5 separate regions of the Mus musculus genome follow, and regions 1, 2, 4 and 5 are each linked to region 3. A link is a loop called in an ENCODE intact Hi-C map of the cell type or tissue named here. Cell type or tissue: heart. All regions are shown on one strand. Region 1 has its middle 29 kb from the start of Gm46666. Region 2 overlaps Plce1 (phospholipase C, epsilon 1). Region 3 has its middle 21 kb from the start of Gm46666. Region 4 overlaps Plce1 (phospholipase C, epsilon 1). Region 5 overlaps Plce1 (phospholipase C, epsilon 1).

Region 1 (5,000 bases), 50 kb after region 3:
CTATGGGGCCCATTCCTATACAAAGCACCACAGGGTCCCCAAAGGCATTTTCATGAAGAAGACTGCTCCCCAGAACCCCGTTGCCACCCCCAGCATGGGCAGCACCTCCTGATGAGGCATTCAGATATAAAAGAAACCTGAGGAGAGCTAAGCTTCCCTTCCCCCCCTGCTCCTGACTATCGAACCTTGTTCCTGCTGCAGTTTCTCAAGCTTTGCAACCTGAACTAAAGAGCAAAGGTTTTGCAGAAACCCAGCAGGCCTACAGAGCCAGCCTGAGACCACAGAGGCATCCAGCTTTGTGAACTGAGCAGATAGAGGACTCTATGCCTCTCTAGCTTGCAGAAGGCTCTTATTGGCCAACCACCACGTCAGTCATTCTAACGAAACCCTTTCATAGCATATATACGTTCTCTTGGCTCTGTTCTTGTGAGCCCTACTCAACGTTGTGACTTTCCCATTGGCAGAATATAGAAGGACTCCCATTTCTCTACGTCTTCACCAAGGATTGCTCACATGTGCCATTTTGACTATAGCTGTCCTAATACTGCATAAGATTCCTTGGTGCGGACATCCTATTAACACACAGAGTTGCTCTTGCACTCTGTGGCCCACTAGGGAGCTCCCTGACCAATGGGATAGACAGCCCACTAAGGAAGTACTGAGAGCACACTTCCAATGCAGCTCTTTTCAATGAGGATGGGCCCCTACAGTAGGGAAGAAGCTGGGTGGGGGCGGGGCCGCTCTAACTGGGAGGTGAAAGGCTGTAATCAGGGCTGAGTCTGGGCTTTGTAACATGCTTCAGCGAATAAGAAGATGCACTGTTCCTCCCCAGCATCCTATAAAAGCTGGTTATGGAAGTGAAATGTTGACATCTTCTCTGTTCAGCTCTTCCTTCCTTCCTTCCTTCCTTCCTTCCTTCCTTCCTTCCTTCCTTCCTTCCTTTCTTCCTTTCTTTCTTTCTTTCTTTCTTTCTTTCTTTCTTTCTTCTTTTTTTTCCTAACAGTACTGGAGGTCAGCAAAGGACTGGCAGGGACTCCACATTCTCTGCGGTCGCGTTGGCCTGTCAATAAATGAGAACATAATGAAACAAAACATCTAATACCATAACACATCCAACTTATAATGAAATACCTCTCTGCCGGTGCCAAGTTGTTCTCTTTGTGGGCACATAATGATGATCTAGATTTATTTTCGGGCATCTGATCATAATGAAATAAACCTGGACCGCTTTCATTTCCTTACTCAGCTTCCAAATTCCTCTTAGGTAACTCACTAGTTGACTGGTATGTCTACTGGGAGAAGCAGACCAAACACTCAGAAACCGGAAACCGGAAGTCTAAATGGAGGAAGGAACCAGCACAAGAAACATTGAGGGGACAGGAAATTTAATTCTTAATTTGTCTACACTGTTTTGGTTTTTTTTTTTCCCTCTCTCTTTCTAGCATGTACACATGTCGCTTTAATGGAAAAAAGAAAGTCATTTCACTCCCAACTCTTAGTTTGAAAATGACGTTCTTCCGTCAGATCAGCTTAACAACTGAGATACTGTGGGGGCTGCCTGCAAGGACATTGGCAGCCAGAGATAGCTGAGTAACCTCTTGTTTTCCACAGACTTGACTCCAAGAATTTGTCTGCATCGATGTCAGGAAAGAAGAAAAGAGTGTGGCCCAGAGCGTCACCCTTCTTGAGCAGGATACAGGATGAACTCTGTGGCTTAGTTCATGGTAGATGCCACTGGGACAATGAACGACATCCCAAGAGCGGGCCCGATTCCCGATTCCCCTGGCTGTAAAGACACGGAGTGGGGTTTATTGAGTCATATGGCAGCTCTAGTCATTATTTTCTGCATAGCCACCAGATCCTTTTCCATGGTAGCTGCAGCGATTTACACACCTACCCACAGTGAGCCAGGCTTTCTTTTTCTCCATACTCATTATTGTTGAGTTCCTTTCTAGTATCAAATCTTTTTGTTGTTGTTGTTTTGTTTTGTTTTTTGAGACAGGGTTTCTCTGTATAGCCCTAGCTGTCCTGGAACTCACTTTGTAGACCAGGCTGGCCTCGAACTCAGAAATCCGCCTGCCCCTGCCTCCGGAGTGCTGGGATTAAAGGCGTGCGCCACCACTTTTTTGAAATCAAATCTTTTTTGAAACAGGGTCTGCTGTGCAGCCCAAGCTGGACTCAAATTTATCATCCTTCTACCTTGACCTCTCTATAGTGATGAGATTACAGATGTAATCAATGGATGATCATTTCAATCAAGATTAAAAAGACGACTGGAATTGGGCGGCATTTCGTGAATGATGTGGAAACCGAATGCAATGGAAGTTATTTCAAATTTAAAATTAAAAAGAAAAAATAGCCCCAGGCTATGCACATCTAGGCAATCTAGCTCTCAACCACAAGGGGGAGCCATTGGATCTTTTTAAATGAGCTGATAACACTCACCCCTCAGGGCAGTGGGGACTATGAAAAGGTAGAGTTGTGAAAATGGAGGGGTAGTGGGGATCACCTTCAGTTACTTTAAATCTGAATGGCTGCTGGAGGAAAGTGCGACCAAAGAATTCTTGTTCAAATCAATTCTAAATCCAGGCCATTTCTACATTGGGCCTTGGCCTCTCTCTTTGCCCTGGCAGTGCAAAAGGGGGAAGCTTGTAGTCAGCTTTCTTAGTTCACTTTTTTAAAGCTCAGGCGAAATCAGCCACCTTAGTTAGAGAAAAATCCTTCCTGCCGCTGCTTCTCCTCCTCTTTCTCTTCCTCCTTTCTTCCTTCCTCTTCTTTTTTCTCTATAACTTTTGAACACATTCCCTGAAGATGCTCAGTAAGGGCTAAGTAGTGGGAGTTCAATCCCAGGCCCTGACTCCTGAGGCAGGTTCTTTTGCTCCACTGACTTTCTCCTGCACATACTCACAACCAGGCAGGTTGTAGCCAGGTGACGGGGTGTCTTATCAGGTGCAGTGCCTGTGTGCAGGGCATCTTTAATTATGACCGACATCTGTACCGCATGGAAGTGTGAAGGGGCAGCAGCCACACTCTCCCCAGGAGTCGGGTTTACAGGTGTAGCTAAAACTAGCTGTGAACACTAAAAAAAATCCATCTACTTAACAGGAAGAAAGGCTGTTCCTACATGCCTCTCATGAGGCCACAACAGTGAAGTCATTTGCCCTCTGTCTTAGAGTTTTGTTGCTGTGAAGAGACACTAGGGCCAAGGCAACTCTTATAAAGGACAACATTTAATTGGGGCTGGCTTACAGGTTCAGAGGTTCAGTCCATTATCATCAAGACAGGAAGCATGGCAATGTCCAGGTAGACACGATGCTAGAGAAGGAGCTGAGAGTTCTACATCTTGGTCCAAAAGCAGACAGGAGAAAACTTTTTTCCAGGCAGCTAGGAGGAAGAAAGCTCAAAGTGCCCCTCACCCACCCTACTCCCACCCTCACCCTCGGCACAGTGACACAATTCTTCCAACAAGGCCACACCTACTCCAACACCTACTCATACCTACTAATAGTGCCCTATCCTTGGGCCAAGCATATTCAAACCACCACATTCCACTCCCTGACCCCATAGGCTTGTTCAAACACATGAGTCTATGGTGGCCATACCTAGCCATAGCATAATCCAAAATACATTTAGTCCAACTTCAAAAGTTCATATAGTCTATAATAGTCTCACCAATGTTAAAAGTCCAAAGTTCAAAGTCTCTTCTGAGATTGATGCAACCTCTTAACTGTAATGCCCTATAAAACCAAAATGCAGATCATATACCTCCAACATCATAGGATATACGTTCCAGTATTCCAAAATGTCATACTGAGGAAATACTGGACAAAGCAAGACAGAAAACCAGCTGTGCAAACTCCAAACGCTGCATCTCCATGTCTGATGCAAAGCGCTCTTCATATCTCCAGCTCCCTTCATCTTTGTAGACTGCAACACACTTCTTTCTCTTGGGCTGCCTTGGCAGGTATTCCCATGCTTGGTGATCATCCCATGGTACTGGCATCTCCAAGACACTGGGGTCTTCCACTGCAACTAGGCTTCACCAATAGCTTCTCATAGGCTCTCTTCATGGTGCCAAGGCGCAGCTTCTTTGCATGACCCCTTCAGTCCTGGGCTGTCAACTGCAACTGAAGCTCTGTCTTCACCAATGCCTTTCCCTGGCCTCTCACAATGCCAAACCTCAGCTGTTCTCCATGCCCTCCTTCGCACCTTCAAAACCAGTACCACCTGGGTGACTCTTACACATTACCACGTCCAACTGCTGCATGAGCTACAACCTTGGCTATCTCTGGAACACAGCTTCTTTTGCTCTCAGAAAACACTTCCCAGAACACTTCCCCTCGTTGCTCCTTTGTGGCTCAGTGGATGTGAGCATGGCCTCTGACCAGCTCACACCCCCTTTACTTTGCCCTCAGAGCCCAGCTGCTGAGTGTGCAAATTGTCAAGGGCTCACGGGTTCTCCAAGCCCACTTCCTGAGTTGCTCTCAGAATGGAACTCCTACAGGGCATCGAGCCTGGGCTCTCCTGGCATCAGCCTGTACTAGACTCATAGAAACCCCATGCTAGCTCACCGCTGCCCTATCCAGTTTCCCTGTTGAATATACTCTAGTAAGACCTGGGCCCTCCCTCAGCCTGCCTCAGATTCTGCTAATCAAGCAGTAATTGTCCATGGCAACATTTTAGAGTTCAACTCTCTTGCCTACACAGAGACACCACAAGGATGGGATTGCCAACTGCACTCTGAACAGCCAGGCTCCAGATATCACTGAGTCATTTAACAGGGAGGGGTGTGTATGTATAGGTGTATGCTTGCGTATGTGAGTTTGTGTGTGTGTATGTGCGTATGTGTGTGTGATACACATTGAATTTTCTTTGTTTGGGGAGTGAGGATTGGTTTATTTTGAGACAGCATTTCTCTGCATAACTCTGGCTGTCTTGGAATTCTGCAGAGCTCAGACTCACAGAGATTCTCCTGCCTCTGTCTTCTGAGTGCCGAGATT
Region 2 (5,000 bases), 77 kb before region 3:
CCAGGCAGGTTGTTTCAAAGAGTTCAACAGCTGAAGGGGCCTCCCCATAGATAGCCATCTCTAGGAGTTGCCCATAGTTTCCATAGCAGCCAAACACCCTCTCTTTGTGGTTCAGACTGCTGGTCTTCTCAAAGGATCATAAATTAATTGGTTTTAAAAATCATTCATTAAAGGCCTTCTTTTATTTTGTAAGGCCCTGCCCCAGTTCTGAATCACAGAGATAATTAAGGATGGTTTGCAGCCTTTGAAGAATGCACAGTGTCAAGGTGAATACAAACAGTGCAGCAAGCTCTCTGCCTGCCGCCTGACCAGAGCACAGAAAAGCCAGATGTAGTGGCTCACACTTGCAATCTCAGCACTCAGGAGACTGCGACAAGATGGCTGCCACGAGTTCCAGGCTGACCTAGGCTATTATGGGAGTTCTAAAACAGCCTGTGCTATGGTGTGAGATCTTAACTCAAGACAACAACAGCAAAGCATATAGTGAGGCATGGGGAGGGGGATTTTGTTTTGATATGTCAATCTAGAACTGGAAGTGGGAACTCAAGGGCCATGCCTCTTATCCAAAAGGAAATGAAAGCAGAAACAGCATGAGTTCCAACTTATAATGCAGAAGGCCAGGAATGAGTGTGGATCTGGGAGTAGAAAATAAAGTTGTTTTATCCCAGCCAGCAAGTGTCAGGAGTGAAGAGTGATCCCAGTTCCAAGAGGTCACAGGGGCAGAAAAGGGTACATGAATCAGCAAGCCAGTGCATCCCAAGGGTCTGGAACTAGAGTTGTGGATAATGAGATGCAGGAAATCATAGTTCAGTGACCAAAGGAGACAAAGTTCCAGAATCTGTGTCAACTAAAACCAGGTTGAGTGAGAAATAGGGAGACAAATGAAATCATGACCTTAAGAGATGAACTAGAAGACCTAAAGATGAATGGCTTCCCTGATGAAGGCTGAGTGGGAACTGTAGTCATGGCTGCCATGTGTTCCCAGCAAAGAACAAGGATAAGAAAAAAATTTCAGATCATTCTTCAAGGAAATTACAGACCAGATCATGAAAATCACTGGCCCCTCACCTCAGGCAATGCTCAGGGCTCTATCAAGATCCAATTGCAACTGAAAAACTCTTCAACCCCTACTGTGATGTCTTCAAAGCTCCTCCACCTTCAAGATGCAGGAGTATACCACAAGCCAGTCACACAGCCATGGGCAGTACTCAGCACTTCTACCACAGTTGTCATTTTTAATTAATGGAAGCTTCCTTTTCAGATAGAAGCCCAGAGAGAGGGTAAGTAACTTGCCCAAGATTATTCCTCAAGAAGACGACGAAGCCAGGACTAGAGCCACTGCTTCCAACGTCAAGGGCAGAGAGAGGATGAATGCATGCATGCTTCCTCGATTCACCTCTACTTTGGTATAGTTCAAGACCCCAAACAAGAAAGGATGCTGAACCCACAGCAGGCTGGGTCCCCTCACATCAAATAACTTGATCAAGATAGTTCTCCATAGACCAATGTGACTTAGACAATCACTCATGGAGACTCTTGTCTTCCCAGGAGATTCTATGTAGTTGAGTTGACAATGAAAACCAATTGCCACACTAACTAGCTTCTGATCTCATCAATATCATCATTCTGAGTTAGAGACAAGACAAAGATATTTTATAGGGACATAAATGTGTGATATATAGAAACACAGGGGCAAGGTGACAAAGTACAGGCCAAGTCAATAGCTGTGATGTAATCAAATCAATGCAGAGGCCTCTGCTGTTCACTTCTGAATTACCTCACCTGCCTCCCCACTCTTAATCCTATATCTCTGGGTTTTGTTCAGTTCATATTGTCCACCGTGGGACCTTGGTACATGATACTCTGTCTGGAACACACCATCCTCTTCTAATCCCCCTTGATTTAACAGCCGCTGCTAATTTCCTAATACTACAGAAACCTCACTATTAATATTTCTTCATTTGCTTGTTTATTGTTTTTGTTTTGTTTGGGATTTTGTTTGTTTGTTTGTTTGTTTGTTTGTTTTTGAGGTAGTATCTCTCTATGGGCTCCTGGCTAGCCTGGAACTTGCGGTATAGAGTAAACTGGCTTTGAAGTCACAGAGATTTGTCTGTCTCTATAGCCTGAGTACTGGAATTAAATGTATGTACCACCTATGTGTCAGGCTCTATTTTAAGTGTTAGTCTAGAATGAGATATGAGATAGCAATGAGATATGGCAATACTACAGCAAGGACTTTAACCTGTATCAGCCACAGAGACATAGCCATTCAGTTATCTCCTCCCAGGAAACCAAATGTCCACCTTTCCCAGAGCAGATAGAACTTCCACACACAGAGACATGGGGATCCAAGATGTCTATAGTTAAAAACAACAGTGCCTTACAGGAAAGAGGCAGAGCTGGAGAAAGTGATGACTGAAGCAGACATGCAGGGAGCGCTGCCAACAAGCAAGCATTTGAAGGGGAGGGGCAGGGGCGGGGGCGGGGGTTGAGGAAAGAGGTGTCCAGGTGGGAAGGGACTGAAATTGTTTGGGATCTGGGCTGAAGGTAGTAGGAGGAAGGGTCTGCACATAGAGACCAGGGAAGAAAGGAGAACAATGTAGAGGGGGGAGAAGGAGGGAGATAGGATAGGAAAGGAAGCGAGGACACTAGGGAAGATGGGTATTAGGCTATCTGGTAACAGCACTGCATGTTTTTATGAGGTTCAGAAGTGCAGCGTTGGGACTCCTGTGGTGATTCATGTACTTTCCTGGAACCTGATGTGTTGCCAAGATCTGCTGCAGAACACCGTGGTCTGGAGAGTGGATTCAGAAATGACTGACTGTGTTGTTCAGCAGCCAGCTCACAATCTGGGAAGGATCTTCCAGAGGTGGAAGGTGGACACCAGCTCCCAGAAGCCCAAGACACTCAGATTTTCCAACTTTCTCCTTAAGGGCTAAGAAAGATGTCACTGAAATCTAAAGAAAAGCCAAGAGACCAATAGCTAACATACATTGAGTATTTCATATCTACCAGGCACACTGGAAATTAGGATATGCTCATTTAATTCTCCCATGAGTCTGACCAAGTATATGCAAGATGTGTAACTAATTAACAAAAATACTCATTGAGGTTAGCTTATAAGGAGGACTTTTTTTTTTTTTTTGAGTTGGGATCCAAACTCAAGCCATCTAAATCCAGGGCTTATACCCAGAACCCACAGCTCAAAATGACAAAAGCTAACCTACAAGCACTCAGTGCTTACCCTGTGAATTAAGTAGTATAACAAATTCTATGTATTTGTTAACTATTTTATTCCTTACAAAACTGAGAGCTATTCCTCCAAGGTCCTGAAATCTGCACAAAGGCACATGGCTGAGAATGACTTCCAGTCTGGATGGCTTGCCTCAAGAATCTGCTCTTAACCCAGTGATTGTGATACACTCATTTAATCCCAGCACTGGGAAGCAGAGGCAGTTGGATCTCTGTGAGTTTGAGGCCAGCCTGGTTTGCAGAGTGAGTTCCAGGATAGCCAGGGCTACACAGAGAAACCCTGTCTCAAAGGAAAAAAAAGGTTCTACTCTTAATTCTTGTGCCAACCCTTTCACATGAATGTCCCTCCACAGAATTAACCTCTATACTTTAGTTTTTAATGTGCTACAAATTAGATAGCTCTAGGGGCTAAAGACGTAGCTCACTGGATGGAGCCCTTGCCTCCTTTGCTCTGTTGTGATCTGCACCATTTCTCTTAAATAACTATCTTCCCTGGTGTCCTCACTTCCCTTCATCTCCCTGTTACTTCTTCTATAGTATTCTCCCTCCCCTCGCTTCCTGGTCTCCATGTCTAGGCCACCCCTCCTAGTTATCCTAGTGTCCAATTCAACTCCATTGCCAGCACCAGAAAAACAAATGAGCAAAGAAACAAACAAGACAGATAGATATACAGAACCAGGCAAAACAATAACACTCTCAAGACTATCATCACCTTTACTTTTTATGTATTAATTTACATGTATGGGTTTTGTCTGCATGTGTGTCTATGTACCACAGATATACTCAGTGCCCTGGGATCCCATGGGACTGGGGTTAGAGATGGTTGTGGACTGTCATGTTGATTCTGGGACTTGAACCCAGGTTCTCAGGAGGAAGTGGTGCTTTTAACTCATATCGTATCTCCAACCCCAGCACTACATTTCTGTTAGTAACTATAAAAGCTCACTTCTCGTTGGCTAATGACTTTCTCTCGACAGAAGAAAACACAATTGTGTTATCTCCAGGACAGGAGCCCAATCTGTAACAATCTTCCTGCCCAGCTGGTTTCTCCAGTTTGTCTCGGAGAGAAACAAGACTGGGTAAGGTTGCTCACCCCAAAACAAAACCAAAAAATGGGTTTTGCTTATCTCATGCCACCCAAACATCTAGCACCTTCACCCATGGCTTCCTCGCCACCAAAACTTCAAAGGCAAGTATTCCACAATCCCTTCAGTCACACAGCAAAGAAACACAGAAGTTCACAAAAGCTGAAAAGGGGCAGAAGAAAAAAAAAAACAGACTAAATCTGGTAATTGTGCCCAGGTTCATGCTAGCATTAATGCATCCCAGCTGCAAAAAATATTTCCTACTTTGCAATCAGAGAGTCCAAGAGTTCAATATAAATTCACTAATCCTTGTAATTTTCTTGTAAGGCAAGCCACAGAGTACTCATTTCTTCAAGGCACAAGGAAATGAAATCTTGCCAAGTTCACAAAACTAAGAAACAGACATTTAAAGCGAGGGAATCTTATTTCTGATGCTCTCCTGTATTCTTTGAGCTTATTACTTTCCAAATGGCCACAACCCTGAACACTTCTATCGGTTGAGAACTTTCTCTAGCTGCATTTCCAAAAATGATGATGATAACAATGATGTAATCCGTCTTCACTGAGTGTGTACTGGGTGATAAGTGTTACGCTCATATACCTACCACCACTTAGGACTTACAGCCACATTAGGAAAGAAATAACATGGCCACCTCCACTGCA
Region 3 (5,000 bases):
ACACACAGCATGAAATGGTGAGCCGAGGCCAGGGTAACCCGGTGACCTCCAGCCTCGCATTCCGCAAGGGATGGCTGCCCCGGCTGTCTTCCTGGGAGGCGGGAGCCGCTGGCTGGGCCACCAGGTACGCCGCAAAGTTAGGCTGCTGCCCGGGAACGACTACAGCCTGGAGAGCACCCAGCCCAGCTCTCCGGATCTGCGGTCCTCGGGGACCAAGCGACAGAGTCGCAAGCTCACCTTAGATCTCCAGCCAGTCGTGCGGCGGGGCGGGAATGCCGCGCCCCTGGGGACCTGGTCCACTCGCGTGCGTCCCCAGAGTCGTGGAGAGTCCGGGCCACCGAGTGTCAGCAGCACAGCCGATTCCCAGGAGCGAGCAGGAGCCGGGCAAGTGCCCGGGAGCACAGCGGGGCGCGCAGCCGCCGTCCGCCGCTCCAGCCCGCCGCCCCCGCCGCCCGCCCGCGCTCCGGGCGCAGCCCGCGCGTCCCTCGCCCCAGCAGTGCGCGCTGCCCGGAGCCGAGCGGAGCGGGGCGGCGCGGCGCGGGCCCCCGCCCTGGGCCGGGCTTTCCCAGAACTCGCCCGCGGGGTGAGAGGCCGCGAGCGCCACCGCGGGCCGCCGGGCGACCAGGGGAGCGGCTAGTGCCTGGCCCGCCCCCGACTCGGCTGGATGGGGCCCGCCCCCACCACCCTGCCACCCCACTCTAGCAATCCGGGCGACCCCCGCCAGACCCTCCTGGCCAAGGAGTCCAAGAGCCACTCTCTTGTCTCAGATCCAGGAGGGAGCGGGCTACAGCTGCGATGGATCACCTTGCTCCCGGGAGGGCGGGAATTCTGCACACCTCGGGTGCAAGAGGTCCTCTCGCACTGCGTCCCCTCCTGCTGACCATCCCTGGGTGACAGATCGGGAGACTGAGGCCCGAGGTTACTACGTGACTTGAGCAAAGTTACTCTAGTAGGTGTGGGCGGTGAGACTCTCATCTCTAATTCATCCATTCATTTCGCGAGTACTTGTAGAACGCTATCTATCGTTGTGCCCCAAGACACCCCTCTTGCTGTGTGTGACCACCCATGCCTGTGACCTCTTAAAAAGAAAAAAACCAACTGAGCCTGTTTGGTTTTTTGAAGCAAATCTGGAGATTTTCACAGCTGCCAGAAACTGCCGGCTTTGCATAGAGCGTCCTTGGCTACTGGCAAAAGTTTTATGCCCTGTCTGCAGTTAGGAGAGCCAGAGACCTGGAGAAAGCCCAAACCTCCTCCCGTTTGCCTAAACCTGTGCCTTCTCCTTTGTTGCCTGCCTGTTTTGCAGATACCACAGGCTTGACATCCTCTCCCACATTCAACTAGGACCGATTCTTTAGGGCCCACATCTCAAGTCTGTCTTTTCTATGGACCAAATCAACCCTCCACACCACAGCCAGTCATTCTCCTGCACAACTTTAATTAATGCAGAGATCTTCAATATTGCCATACTAACTCCCCATCTTGTGAGGAGGCCACCACGCCCTAGCCAGAATGAGCCACACAGAAGGATGCATCCAGCCCTCATCCTTCCCCAACTGTACCTGTAACTGGATCATGGCTGCCTCCCACAGGTTCTTGCTCAGTTTAGGTCCTTCTTAAACGAGATCTCCCCTCCTTGGAGCCTCCAGAGCACAGGAGAGGCTGGAGCAAGAATGCACAAGACAGCCAAAGAATTCTACCCATAAGAAAAATCTGCCAGCCCGATCCTTACACTGTTTTGCTGTTTTCTTACCACTAGGATTTTAATGAAAACTAATGTTACTGCTTCCCACTAAAGCTGGTTCAGGAAGGGTTTAGCAGAAGGCTTTGGGGGAAATTCTTTGTTCGTTAAGTATCAAGATTTTCGTTTTAGACCAACAACAAATAAATGGTCATTTACTCCAACCATAGACTTGGGCAGGTAAGTGGCGAGGTCAGCAAAAATAGATAAGCTGATCGGGCTTTTATTTAACGTAAGTATTACACCCTGATTTGTATAGCTCATTTAATGGATCTAGCCATCCAGATATCATCATCACCTGGTACCCCCAAACTTGTGGCTGGTTGTCCTTTCTTTTAAATCTGATGTGGGAATCAGATTGCTGCAAAGTGGTGGCTATCTAGGCAGTAAACATCAAACCCTCCAGCTGAGCCTATGCACTACTGAGACCCAAGACAAATGTAGGTCCCATAAGTAGCAAGCTGATCACCCAAGTATGGTGACCTGCAGGCTCCACCGGCTACAGCTACATAGGGTGCCTTTCCCAAATCTTTGCAAAGAGAGTGTCCAGATCAATGTTCCCTGCTCACTCCCTCCGTAAATGCCACTGGAGGGAGCCTAGTCCCTGAGGCTGCCTCACCGCTTTGGAATGTCTGAGCTAACAGTACTTCCAGAGAGCTCATTGCTCCCTCTGAACAGCACTGCCCAGACTTTCTGGAGATTTTAATTCACTCCGCAACCTCGCCAACAGTTGCATACAAGGTGCCTTTTTTTACACCCTGCTTTCTGTTCAGTCAAACATGCAGACCATCTCAGGGGCACAATGGCTCCATTCAGGGCTCTTTCAGAAGTACAGCGTATAACCTCTGCGCTGTGGGTTGCTGCCAGCCATTATCTGCAGGAAAAAAGACTGTCAGATAAAGCGCCTGAGAATTGGAGAAGCGCTGGACAATTTCCATGGAAAATTCAGTTCAGAGAAGCAAGTCCGCATCTCAGTACAGAGGACCATTCTGCTCAGTAAATAACAACAGCTTCCAGAAAGGATACCGTTGAAATTGTATCTACATTTAGAGCATCAGTGTTGGAGACTGAAGAAGAAAGCGCACCATCTTTTTTTTTAATTGTTAGCAAAAAGAGCACTCAATGGAAATGGACTTAAGTGGGAATCCTTAAGATTAAGAATTTAAGTTGTAAAAATCGTTTCCCAGAAGGAGGCCGGCCCTACACCCTTTATTCTACATACTTCAAGAAGAAGATGGGCCCTCTTGTCACACTCAACAAGCCAGCCATTGGCTAACCTGCTCTTAAACAAATCCTGAAGCTGAGTGTTGCATGGTCAGTACAGACTACTACAATGATTTATGTTAAGCAGCTGGGGGCAATGTGTCTACTGACATCTGAGACCCTGGGAGGCTGGGAAAGGGCTGAAGAAGGTACGACCTTGCTTTATGAGACACCGGTTCCTCCCCCTCCGGGTCACTGACTGCATAGATGGTGCAGACAGACTTTCCAGTCTGCAAATAGGTTAGAGAGTTCAGACATTAAGAGAGCCTGAACCAGGTATCCTAGAGTGGCCTCATCTGTGAGGTCTGATGAGGCCCAGTTTCTTCACTGATTTTTTTTTTTCCAACTGGAATCTTTGAGCTGATTTACAACCAACTCCGTTCTTCAGTGGCTCTGCGTTTGATTCAATAAAGGAATTAAAATCAATAGTGTTTCAGTCAACACTAAAGAGGAACTAATACACACCAAAGGAATTCTTTAAGTAGAAAATAAAAGGCCCAAACTGGGTTGTTGTTGTGTGTAGTTTTGTTTTGTTTTGTTGTTGTTGTTGTTGTTGTTTTTAGATTAATGAACAAGAAATTCCTTCACTAATGCCTGTATGTCACTTTGGCTAGCATTCCCAAACCCTGTCATTAATAACGACCATCTTAAACCCAGCCTGCTCTCAAACACTCCTGCCAGAGAGTAATTGTGAGGTAATAGCAGCCACCCAGTGCTCACCATTGTGACGATCTTGTCTGTCTTCACTCATGGAGGAATCATGGAGCTTTGTGCAGACTTTGCTTTATTGGTGTTTATTTAAATAACAGTTTTTGCAAGTCCTGTTTCCTCTTTGGTGTGTTTGCTCTGGGTACCAGGATGAGGGCAGTGCACAGACCAGTCCGCAAAGCTCCCACCTTCCGGGTACTGATATTCTGGCAGGAAAGGATCTAAGTAAGTCCAGATGCAGCATAGCAAGCAGAAGGTGGCAAATGCACTCCTCTGCTTCATACATACTATGTTCCTTTGCCCTGCTTGCAGACATGACATCTGAGTTGAGCAGTGGTTTAGAAAAGAAGTAAACAACTCATCTCCCTTTCTCTTCCTCATTCTGTCCCCCTTTCCCTTTCTCCCTCCTCACTTTTTATAAAAGATGGGGCAGACTGGAGAGATTGCTCAGCAGTATCTACAGTCCTCACTGGGGACCCAAATTCAGTCAGGCAGCTTGTGACTAGTTCCAAGGGGTCTGACATCTTCTTCTGGCTTCTTCGGGCACTAACAGACATGTGACATATTCACACACACACACACGTTTGCATGCTCATGCACACATGCACAAAGCACACACATACAAAAGCACAATGAGAAGAAAACAAATCTTTAAAAAGAGATAGAAGATAATTCTTTAAACAACAACAAAAAGAGAGAGAAGCAAAACTTCCCAATAACTGATAGGTTAAAAAAATATTAACAGAAATGTAAGTACTAGAACTGAAAGATAATAAAAATAACAGCAAACTACATACAAAAAATGTTGGCTGTATATAAAGCAATCTTGGCAGTAAACTATAATTTTCTAATAGATGTATTTACCAGAAAAGAATAAAGTTTTACAATGAGTTATCTAAGTATTCAGTAGGAGAATCTAGCTACAAAACAAGACAAACAAGGAGGAAATAAGACATACAAAAACTTCAACTAAAACTAAGTAGAGAACTAAAAAGCAAAACCTAGAATTTTTCAAAGCAAACTATTAGTAAGACTAAGTTTTAATACGCAGAAGTAAAGTGAAGGAATAATCATACTGCCTATATTTATCAGACAGTTACTTAATGCCAGCTACAGTTCTAAGCACTCGGCAGGAAGTCACTCATTTGACTCCCACAACAAACCTATGAAATAAATACTGCAGCGATTCCTATTTAAGTGAGAAGAAATTGGGGCACAGGAGAATGAAGCTATTTGCCTGGTTCATTAATACCTATAAAAAAAGCCAAGTAGTTTGATTACAAAGTTTCTA
Region 4 (5,000 bases), 54 kb before region 3:
TCAGGGAGAAGTAGAATAGTTATCTCTCAGCCCCAAATTGAGGGTAGGAACTTAAATCAGATGTCATAGGCTGGTGAGCTTCAAGAATCAGGAGGGCATGTGTAATTTATAATAGGTTAAACTACACATGCAAATTGTATTCAGAGTTTCTGACAAAGAAGCCACAGCTGCCTTTGTGTGTTATACTCAATGTGAACAAAGTCCTGGGCTAAAGTGATTTCTTTAGGGGCACTCATCAGTTAATGGTGTGGGAAGCCACATGTGCCGTTGCTGAGTGGCACTGACTACTGCTGGCCACCACACATAAGATTGGACAAACAACCAATGTGTACATATGCAGGAAAGTTTTTTGCAAAAACACTGCCTGGCCCAGGCATGATAATGAGGTTCTGTAAGGCACTAAGAGAGTAACCAATGGGATGTGAGACGTGCAAATGAGATATGATAATGAGGTTCTGTAAGGTACTAAGAGAGTAGCCAATCGGATATGAGACATGCAAATGAGATATGATAATGAGGCTCTGTGAGGTACTGAGAGAGAGTAGCCAATCAGATGAGGAACATGCAAATGAGGCTTAGTGCATAACCAATCCGGGTATGAGACACGCCTCTCCTAGGCCTATAAAAGCAGCACCAGTTCTGGGCTCGAAGTCTTTTCGCCTCTGCAATCAAGCTCTCCCAATAAACGTGTGCAGAAGGATCCTGTTGCAGCGTTGTTCTTGCTGGTCGAGCGCGCGCAAGATAATGGCAGAAATGGAACTGGCCTTTTGGCCTCTTCAGAAGAGTCCAGTCTCAGGACTATTGTCAAGAGTACCCGACAAACTGAGGAAATCGGCCAAACACCTTCCAAACCCCAAGAATGATCTTTCCAACGTAAAGCAATGTCCTTTGCCCTGAAATCAGAAACAGGATTCCTCCTGGTCCATACATAGACTGCCTGGTTAAAAGCGTTTGTGTTGGCGGGGAGGTCCTGTATGTCTGTCTGTTTGTCTGAAGAGCAGAACAAAACTCTAGAAGGAGAATTCTTTTCCCTGTCTCCCCTTCTGGAAAGCCTCCCAGAGTTTTTACAGCCAATTGAGAAAAGGTGCCAGAGACAAAGAGACTCATATCTGACCCTTCTTTGTCTCTCTGGCCAAGTCTGAAGAGGTGAGAGCATGCTGTCTGGGTTCACAGGCCTGAAAAAGATCCCTTTTGAATTTCAGTGGAAAAATCCCAATTCTGTTATAGGCAGAGCACAAAATAAGCTCCTTTTGTAGCTTTGTCAAGAAAAGGCTGGCTAACAAGCCTGCATGCAGTGGGCCTGTAAAGGAGAGAGAGTGAGACAGAAAGAGAGAGAGACAGAGACAGAGACAGAGACAGAGACAGAGAGACAGGGAGACAGAGAGAAACAGAGAGAGAGAAGAGGAGAGAGAGAAACTGAGCCAGGGAGATAGAAAGACAGAGAGACAGAGAAATGAAGCAGAGTGAGAGAATGGAAGCAGGTATAAGTTGTATTCCTCTATTTGTAATCCAGGGAGACACTCAAGAATTATGTAGAGGAATTGACTGTCAGAGGAATTCTGACTGTCAGAGGAATTCTAGACCAGGGTGCAGGGTGGGAGTCAGGCTAGCACAGAAGACCTCTGAGAGGGTGGGACAGAAAGCCAAAGAAAAGGTAGATAGGGAGTGGCCAGGTGTAGACCAGTCTCTTCACCTGAAAAGTAAAAATTCTACTGTAAGGCCGAAGAACAAAGGCTGGTTTTGCCTTTACAGCACGCAGGCTCCCCTGTTCCGGCGTGGAAGCAGCTGTAGACAGTGTGGAAAGGAACGAGGGTGGCTGCACTCCAAAAACCTTTATTAAAATCTTTGCCAGCAGGGACACTTGAGTTTTATATAATTTTCACATGCTGTAAAATAGTCTTCTTTAGTTTTTTTTTCAACCTTTAAAAACTGTAAGAGCCACTCTTGCTTGTGTTTTAAGACTATCCTTGCCAAGGTTTATGGGACCCTGTGGAGACCATTCTCAAACAATGATGATAAACACAGGCTGTCTTAAACCCTTGTTGCCAGGGCTGGGACCAAAAAAACAAACAAACAAACAAACAAACAAACAAGACACTTGAGAAGCCCAGCATTCAAAATTTAAGGAGGCAGTCACTGGAGAGTATAAGGTTGCCACATGTGAGGCCTCCTTAAGTTTTGCACCCTGGACACCTTACATGATTCACCACAGTTCTAGGTTATGTGGCACCTGTGCATGACAGAGTATTTTTATCATGAAGCAATGACCTCCACCCAAGCTGTTATGATGCCCTTCTGGTGGCGTGCCAGAAGGGCACATTCAAACTATGACTTCCCAAACATCCTTCTGGGAAACACAACTTGTTTAACGAGAAAAGTAATCTGTGTAATAAAAATTCGTGAGGGTGAATGGGGAGAGGAGACTGCAAAGCGGTGCAAACTGCCCTTGAGGGTCATCTAGGGTGCAAGTAAGATTCTGGAGAACGACTCACAATAAAAACTGCTGCTTGTGGAGCGACATGAGGAAGATTAAGAAGGAGGAGAAATAAACTGGTGTCTAAAGGAAATATTTATCAAGTTCCACGGGTATTAACGTTATGAGCCATCTTTGCCATGTTCTATATATATATATATGAATATATATATGAACATATATATATAAATATATATACCCATATATATTATCATATAGCTGGTTTTATATGTCAACTTGACACAAGCTGGAGTTATCACAGAGAAAGGAGCCTCCCTTGAGGAAATGCCTCCATGAGATCCAGCTGTAAGATATTTTCTCAATTAGTGATGGAGGGGAGGTTCCTTGTGGGTGGTGCCATCTCTGGGCTAGTGATCTTGGGTTCTATAAGAAAGACAGCTGAGCAAGCCAGGGAAAGCAAACCAGTAAGTAACATCTTTCCATGGCCTCTGCATCAGCTCCTGCTTCCTGACTGCTTGAGTTCCAGTCCTGACTTCCTTTGGTGATGAACAGCAATGTGAATGTGTAAGCTGAATAAACCCTTTCCTCCCCAACTTGCTTCTTGGTCATGATGTTTGTGCAGGAATACAAACCCTGACTAAGACACTGATCATGGACTTATGTCTAGAATATATAAAAGAACTCAAAATGAAAGACAACTCAATTTTAAAATGGACAAAAGAGACCAGGGTTGTTTAGTAGTTGAGTACTTGTCTGATATGTGTGGGATCCTGGGTTCAGTTCCAGGATTTGACTAGAAATTTCTCCATAAAAATGCAAAAGGCTAACAAGCACATGAGGAAATGCTGGGAAGGAATAACTATCACAAAAACACAAATAAAAACTATAAGGAGACTATCACTTCATATCCAAGTAGGATGGCTACAAACAAAGACAGAGACAATCTCAAGGCCTGCTGGGGTCATAGAGACATCGGTGCATCATGCCTCACTGTGGGCATGAGGCAGATACTTGGAGGAACTGTCTGCTGACCCCTGAAAAGGTCAAACGTATAGGTATACGCACGTGCCACCACTCCTAGGTATACACTGACAAGAACCGGGAATGTTCGTTTTCACAAAAGCCTGTGTTTGAATGCTCACAGGGCTGAGATTACAGCTCAGTGCTAGAGCACCTTTCTGGCATGGAAAAAGCCATGAGTTCAATCCTTTACCCTTCAGAGAAAAAACAAGTACACAAAAGCATTACTCAGAGTCATAGCCTCAGAGCAGAAAAGGCTCGATGTTCAGCAACTAATGAGTGGATAAATAGATAAATACAATACAATACAATACAATGGCACAGTAACAAAAAAAAATCATGAAGCATTAATATGTGCTAGAGTGTTGATTGATCAAAAAATACTGAGGCAAGTGAATTAAGCCACCCCAAAAATATCATATACTCTGCAAGTCCAGGTGTATAAAAATCTACAATAGCGTATTCTATAGAGACAGGAAGAATGGTGGATGTATAGGATTAAGGAAGAGGCTAAGGCAGGTGGTGGTGATGCTAAAGGGCTTAGGGTTTCTCTTAGGGCATGAGAGTGTTCCAGACTGACTGGTGAAGGTGCAATCATCTTTGAATATAAGTGGGTAAACTGTATCTCAACAAAGCTGTATAAAAAGAGAAGACATCGAGCACCCTTGCGCCAACCAAGGAGATAAGGTTTTGTGCTTCAGAAGAGAAGGGGCACTTCCTATTCCTGAGAGACCTGCAGCTCTTGGTGTTGCTGAAGGCTGAGAAGGGTTTTTGCTGAGCTTTCTGAGGGTTTGAGTGGCTAGAGTTTACACAAGGGAAGGGGTTAGAGTTTAGGCAGGGACCTAGGATAAGGGTCAGGACTTTGCCTTCTTGAGGTCTTCATGTATCCAGACCACCAAAGAGAGCATCATGTGGGTTTCTTGAAGCCTTGAAGAGCTGGAGCATGAGTCAGCTCTCTGACTCTGAGAACAGTTTTTCAGGGAAGAACGAGCCACCAGTGTGTCATGGAGGGCAGAAGATAGTCACACCCAGCCCTGCAATGATGCTTCAAGTCCCTGAATGCTGAATCATTTGGTCACCAGGACGGAAGCCTCCCCACCACCCTAAGATGTCTCTGAACCTCACTGTCTGCTGTCTGTATGTTCCCCAAGAGGGAAACTCCTTCTGCTCATGACTATGGCAATCAATCCATGGTATCCCAAGGTCCCAGCCAACAAAGTGCAGGGCAAGGATGAGACCAGGCCATCACCTGATGGCATGTCCTTCCTTGCCCACTGGCTCAGATCATTTCCAGGCTACATACAAATGGCCATTCCAAGAGATGGCTCTATGAAGCTGAGATCTCCATTTATGTAGGACAACTGTAGCAAAGAAGGGAAAGTCCTAAGGCTGATCCTGCCCCAGCATCATAAGAGTAGCAGAAATACATACCAGACTCTCAAAGCAGAGTCCATGTGGAAGGTTTTTACTCCACCTTTTATCAGAACCTAGCCAAAGAGAGTAACTACAGAGATAAGGAAATAGATGCAAGGTGAGTAGTTCCATC
Region 5 (5,000 bases), 88 kb before region 3:
TTATATTTGGCTTGGGCAAGGGATTTTTCATTTTTCTGGAAAGTTCTTGGATTGGCTCTGTTGTAGAGAACTGAAGATAATATTTTTTACACCTGCCGCTTTCGTAATGGAAACTGACAGTTCCAGCAGCTTCTTGGGATTAAACCAAGAGAAATAAATATATCTGGGAGCTCTCCTTAATATCACATCAGATGCAGGCTCCAGGGGGACACTGATGTTTTCTCATTTCAAATAACGCTCAGCACTGGAGTCTGGGGTGGCAGAGCTTAGTAACCTCAGATTTGCTCCAGTGACTTTATTTTAGTATTCTGATAAAAATATCTACTCCACTCAAGTGAAATTTGATGACTCCCCTCAAGTCCAAGGACAATCTCTTGAAAGAAAATACAGCTTGGAATAATTTTTATTCCTCCCCCCAAAAAAGAGTTAATAGCCACCAATACAGAAATACTGAAACTGTCTGCCCCGGGGTGAGTGTTTTGGAAATCACATGTAGTGATACACCCCCACAGAACTACAGCCTGGGGTTCTGACTTGTCCCAGACAGATAACATACCCAAGTAAGTCTGTTCCAAAAAAGCTCATTTTCTTAAAAATAAGACTACCTTCCACAGAAGTCAGGAACTTTTGAAGACCAGATTTGGAAAAAGTATTAAATATGAAACATGATAAGTACTCAATATGTCCTAGGCCTTACCAACTTTTAAATAAGAAAGAGACAATGTTCAATATGTCGTTTGTGGGGCTTGGGGGATACTGTTAATTTGCATGGAAAACCATAAGACAGTGGCAAGAGTGGAGATCTAGAAACTTTACCATCACCTTCTGAACAATGGATTAAACTGATCTCCAAAGGGCGACTGTTCTGTTTTGTTTATTATAGAGCTGGAGACCTAATCTAGGGCCTGGTACATGCTAAGCAGATGCTGTACCAGGGAACCAGGTCCCCAGCCTGAGGGGGTTTGAAATGCTGAAAGTCACTAACATCACTCGTGTGTGCTCGTTTCTACACGCGAGGGTTCTAGGGACTAAATCCTGCAGAGCAGTGCTATGCTAAATTCCTGGGAAAATGTTTCAACATAAATTGACTTATCTCATAATGGCGTTTATCAAAAACTTCAAAATCTATAAGATTTGCTTTTCAATTAAAAAAAGTATATATGTCTCAAGGGCCTGTATATTGTCTAATTATCCCTCAAGAGACAGAGGTGACAACCCCCAGCACAAACCGTTAATGTTTTAAATAAGGTTTAAATGTCCTTAAGTTAATTAAGGAGACCCGTAAGCTTGCACACTGACAGGAATAAAGAGGTTTGTATCCACTCTGATTAAGGTCTGCCACCACAATCCTTGTTTACTATGAACTTTAAACACCTCTGCTTCGAGTTCTTTTGATTTTGGAAACTGGTTGAGAGATCTGTGATGTATGGAATGTGAATATAATTTTTATTACTGTTATCATGTTTGTGTGTGTGCATGTGTGCAGTGTACACACACTACGGAGTGTATGTGGAGGTCAGGGGACAACTTTTGGGAGTGGGTTGCTGAGATCACACTCGGGAGGTCAGGCTTGTGCGTCTCTATCGCCAGAGCCACTCAACAGCCCATCATTCCCTTTTCTTTTTTAACTTAAAAATGAAGTCTTTATCCACAGACATTTTGTCTTTGCATCTTCATCTTCCAGAAATGAAGTCTCAGAAAGCGCAAACATGTAAGGCATGGAAATTCTTAGCTGTAGGGAACTGACCTACATACTGTAGGAGGATTAGCAACTTCCCCCTGCTCACTAGATATGAGTACATAGTGCCTGTCAGCTCATGTCGCCAGATGTTGCCCAAGTGCCAACCCAGGGTCAAACCACCGGAGCTGAAAGGAACCAGCTAACACTAATAATATTCAAGGGTGCTTCTATGCCGTAAGCATGTGCAGCTCGGCAGCTATAACATGGTTTAAAAATATCAGTGCATGGTAAACACATGTGCATAGAAAGAGTTTGAATGTCTATGTAAAGTATTATTCAGGAATACAACTGGACAAGAGGAGACCAGGTGTCCCTTTATTCTTTATCCACTCATATACTCTTTTAGCTGTTTTCTTCTCAAAGCCACACTTTCTAGAAATGACATGACATACAAACTTGTGGGAAGACTGTGTTCCCAGGGCAGCAGCTTACAATGGAGGACAAAGTCTTTAGAAAATGACCTTGGTTAGCACAAAGAAAGCCCCTACTTGGCAGTGTCCAGCAACGCTCACAAGATTCTACAGCTGCCAAAGGCTGCTCCCGGCTCCCTGGCCTCTAAGAGGTTAAAACCATCATCAGAGCATGACGCCAGGGGTGTGGGGGGTGGGGGGAGGGAGTTTGCTCAGGTTTGACAGCCATCCTCTCACTGTAGCTTTTCCTAAGGATTTTCTGTTGCTTCTCCTCCCCCTCCTTTTGCTCCGAGGGAGAGACTCCAGCAATCCTTCTAGGACTCGCTGAAACATTCAGTTCTATTTCCATCTACTGGTAGGAAAAAAGAAAACAGTGCACTGCCCTGCGGATGAGGCAGCAGGACCCTCAGATCCAGAGCTCCCCTGGGCACCTCTTTTATGGGACTCTCCCGGGCAGAAATGGTAGCAGTTTAGCATGTAGGTGGAGAACTATAGGCTCTAGGGTCTGAAGGATGTGGATTCTGCTTTCAGACTTTACCACTGACCAGCCAGTGACATCAAGCATCCCATTTACCCTCCCTGAACAGCTGTTTCCTCTCCCATAGAGCCAGGTCCTAATGCCTCTATCTCATAGTGCCTCTGGGGGAAAAAATCTAAATAATTGAGAGTTTAGCTTGATTCAGGAAGTGGACACCAACTCTTCTTGCCACACAGTAAGTGCACTGGCTTGCACCCAGTTACAATATGAGGCAAAAAGTGATGTTTCAGAGGAAAGGAACTTTTGATAGCAGGATACAGGCTCAGTGTGGCCCTTCATCCTAGGTCATGATGCAGGTCCTTCCACATGCCTGGTCTCTCCCATTTCCCTCAGGAAGAGGATATCACCTGCTGTCCTAACAGAAATGCCAGCATATTTGTCCCATGACATGCCATGTTTCCAGTCAGAGGCCCCAAGTACTCCCTTTACTCAAGGGAAGGTAGACTCTGCTAGAAACAGCTGGATACCATTGCTGTTATCACTGCAAGAGCCAGAGCCAGGGTTAAAGTCAGAACAAGCTGTCACCTTTCCACATGAATGGCTCCCCAATATGGATTTGCCATCTAATTTTACACCAATTATATTTTCTCAAGTAAAGCAGCATGAAGAGCAATTCCTAGGAAGAGAAGATAAACGCCAGCATCCCAGAGCTGTAAAGATAATTTGCTGCTTCTGTGTGTCATTACCATCCACCATTGGGAAAGGATGTCACTGTCTCCTACACTGTGGTGGACAATGATAGAACAGGCTCAGGCTGCCCTGAAGGGTCTCTGAGTCTAGCTGGAGAAGATGGCCGGTCCCCAAATCATTAGCATCCAGCAAAAGTGAGCTCAAAACCACACAATACAGCATTCTGGGGAAAGGCAGACTTCAGAAATGAGGATGGGGTTTGGGAACTCTGTGTGTGTGTGTGTGTGTGTGTGTGTGTGTGTGTGTGTGTGTGTGTGTGTGAGAGAGAGAGAGAGAGAGAGAGAAGTGGGGGCTCAGGCGAACATGTGCCACTTGCTAGTACCCACTGAGCCATCTTGTCAGCCTTGTTTCCAGTTATTCTCCCTCCCCGGCCCCTCGCCACCCCTGGTCCGAAACCAAATATATTTTTTATTGAATATTTTCTTTATTTATGTTTCAAATGTTTTCCCCTTTCCAGGTCTTCCCTTCAGAAACCCTCTATCCAATCCCTCCCCCTGCCTCTATGAGGGTGCTCCCCCACCCACCCACACACTCTAGTTTTTCCGCCCTGGCATTCCCCTATACACTGGGGCATCAAATAACCTCAGGACCAAGGGTCACTCCTCCCACTGATGTTCAACAAGGCCATCCTCTGCCACACATGTGGCCAGAGCCATTGTTCCCAGTTCTTAAAGGATAAGATTTAGGCCAAGAGGAGAAAGGAGAAAGGGGCAAGGGAAAAAATGAGATTCACAGGGGACAAGAAGAGAGGCCAGGAAAGGCAGCACTCATATTATCCTAAAGGAAAACAGTGTGTACAGCAGACCCCACGATCTCAAGGGACACATTTTCTACTTGATAAGAAAGGACTAGAAATTGTTAATATAATTGCTTCACTTGGTATTTTGAAAAGCATCCTTTCGGAAAATCAATGCTAAGTTCTGAAAAAAGTAGAACTGATTGATGCAAAATTGTGATCTGAAGAATCGAAGCAATTAGCCTGGGGTAAATGGGCCAAATGTCATCTCCCAAAGAAGATCACTGTGAAGCAGACATGCTAAGAGGATGCTCTTATGTTGTAGTCAAATAATTATATTATGCTGTTATAACGCTCATTTCAAGTTTTCATTCAACAAAGTGACACATAAAATGGTTTTACTTAAAGTAAAACCTGACCAGGTTGACTAAAACCAGGACATAAAACAAAGGGATCTTGGGTTGCATGTCAGCCCCAACAGGCAGGTTAACATGGTAAAAATGCTATAGGATGAAGACGATAGTATTATGATTTGTTAGAGTAATATCTGCTGTGGGTGAGGTACGCAGACCACAGCATCAAATATGCCCAGGAGTGCCACCCCTGACTTAAAACCTTCAAGGGAGTGAGCAGAAAGAGTCGGTGAACTGAAACAGTTGGCTGGCTCCTCTTCATCGAGTGGTGGAAATTTCTGGCATGTACTGTCCTCTTCACAGTCCCCTATCCACTCTTTCTGTATTTCTGTCTCCCCTAGGCACATCTCCGTTTCTGACTTCCTTCTGTCCATCGTCTGAGAGCTAACACAAGACCCACTTTCCTTGACGCCACTCAGGATAAGCACCCATCCTCACTGAGCTCTGCTCGACTTCAGGCATAGCACGCACA

Evidence for each region. Peaks named below come from ENCODE experiments on the same cell type or tissue, not always from the same donor. Only the 100,000 strongest peaks of a DNase experiment are listed, where the experiment ranks them.
Region 1: it touches region 3 in a loop (2.2-fold over the local background); 4 of 42 quality-filtered maps call a loop at or near these places.
Region 2: it touches region 3 in a loop (2.7-fold over the local background); 3 of 42 quality-filtered maps call a loop at or near these places.
Region 4: a loop joins it to region 3, with 2.3 times the contacts of the local background. A loop is called at or near these places in 2 of 42 quality-filtered maps.
Region 5: a loop joins it to region 3, with 2.2 times the contacts of the local background. A loop is called at or near these places in 2 of 42 quality-filtered maps.

What each region holds. Positions count from the first base shown.
Region 1 is chr19:38,426,894-38,431,893 of GRCm38, reverse strand. No RefSeq gene overlaps it. Among named protein-coding and RNA genes, the nearest start is that of Gm46666, 29 kb to the left of the region's middle. In heart, a CTCF peak has its summit at 2,394 (motif pointing right); no DNase peak of the experiment used is centred here.
Region 2 is chr19:38,553,344-38,558,343 of GRCm38, reverse strand. The region is part of intron 1 of Plce1 (phospholipase C, epsilon 1); the gene reads right to left. Among named protein-coding and RNA genes, the nearest start is that of Plce1, 32 kb to the right of the region's middle. In heart, no CTCF peak of the experiment used is centred here; a DNase peak (open chromatin) is centred at 2,753.
Region 3 is chr19:38,476,594-38,481,593 of GRCm38, reverse strand. It overlaps a transcript of Plce1 not described here. Among named protein-coding and RNA genes, the nearest start is that of Gm46666, 21 kb to the right of the region's middle. In heart, CTCF peaks have their summits at 615 and 2,324 (motif pointing right); DNase peaks (open chromatin) are centred at 593 and 2,373; H3K4me3 peaks cover 1,723 bases; H3K27ac peaks cover 1,589 bases.
Region 4 is chr19:38,530,270-38,535,269 of GRCm38, reverse strand. The region is part of intron 1 of Plce1 (phospholipase C, epsilon 1); the gene reads right to left. Among named protein-coding and RNA genes, the nearest start is that of Plce1, 8.6 kb to the right of the region's middle. In heart, no CTCF peak of the experiment used is centred here; no DNase peak of the experiment used is centred here.
Region 5 is chr19:38,564,355-38,569,354 of GRCm38, reverse strand. All of the region lies in intron 1 of Plce1 (phospholipase C, epsilon 1), which reads right to left. Among named protein-coding and RNA genes, the nearest start is that of Plce1, 43 kb to the right of the region's middle. In heart, a CTCF peak has its summit at 2,509 (motif pointing left); a DNase peak (open chromatin) is centred at 2,994.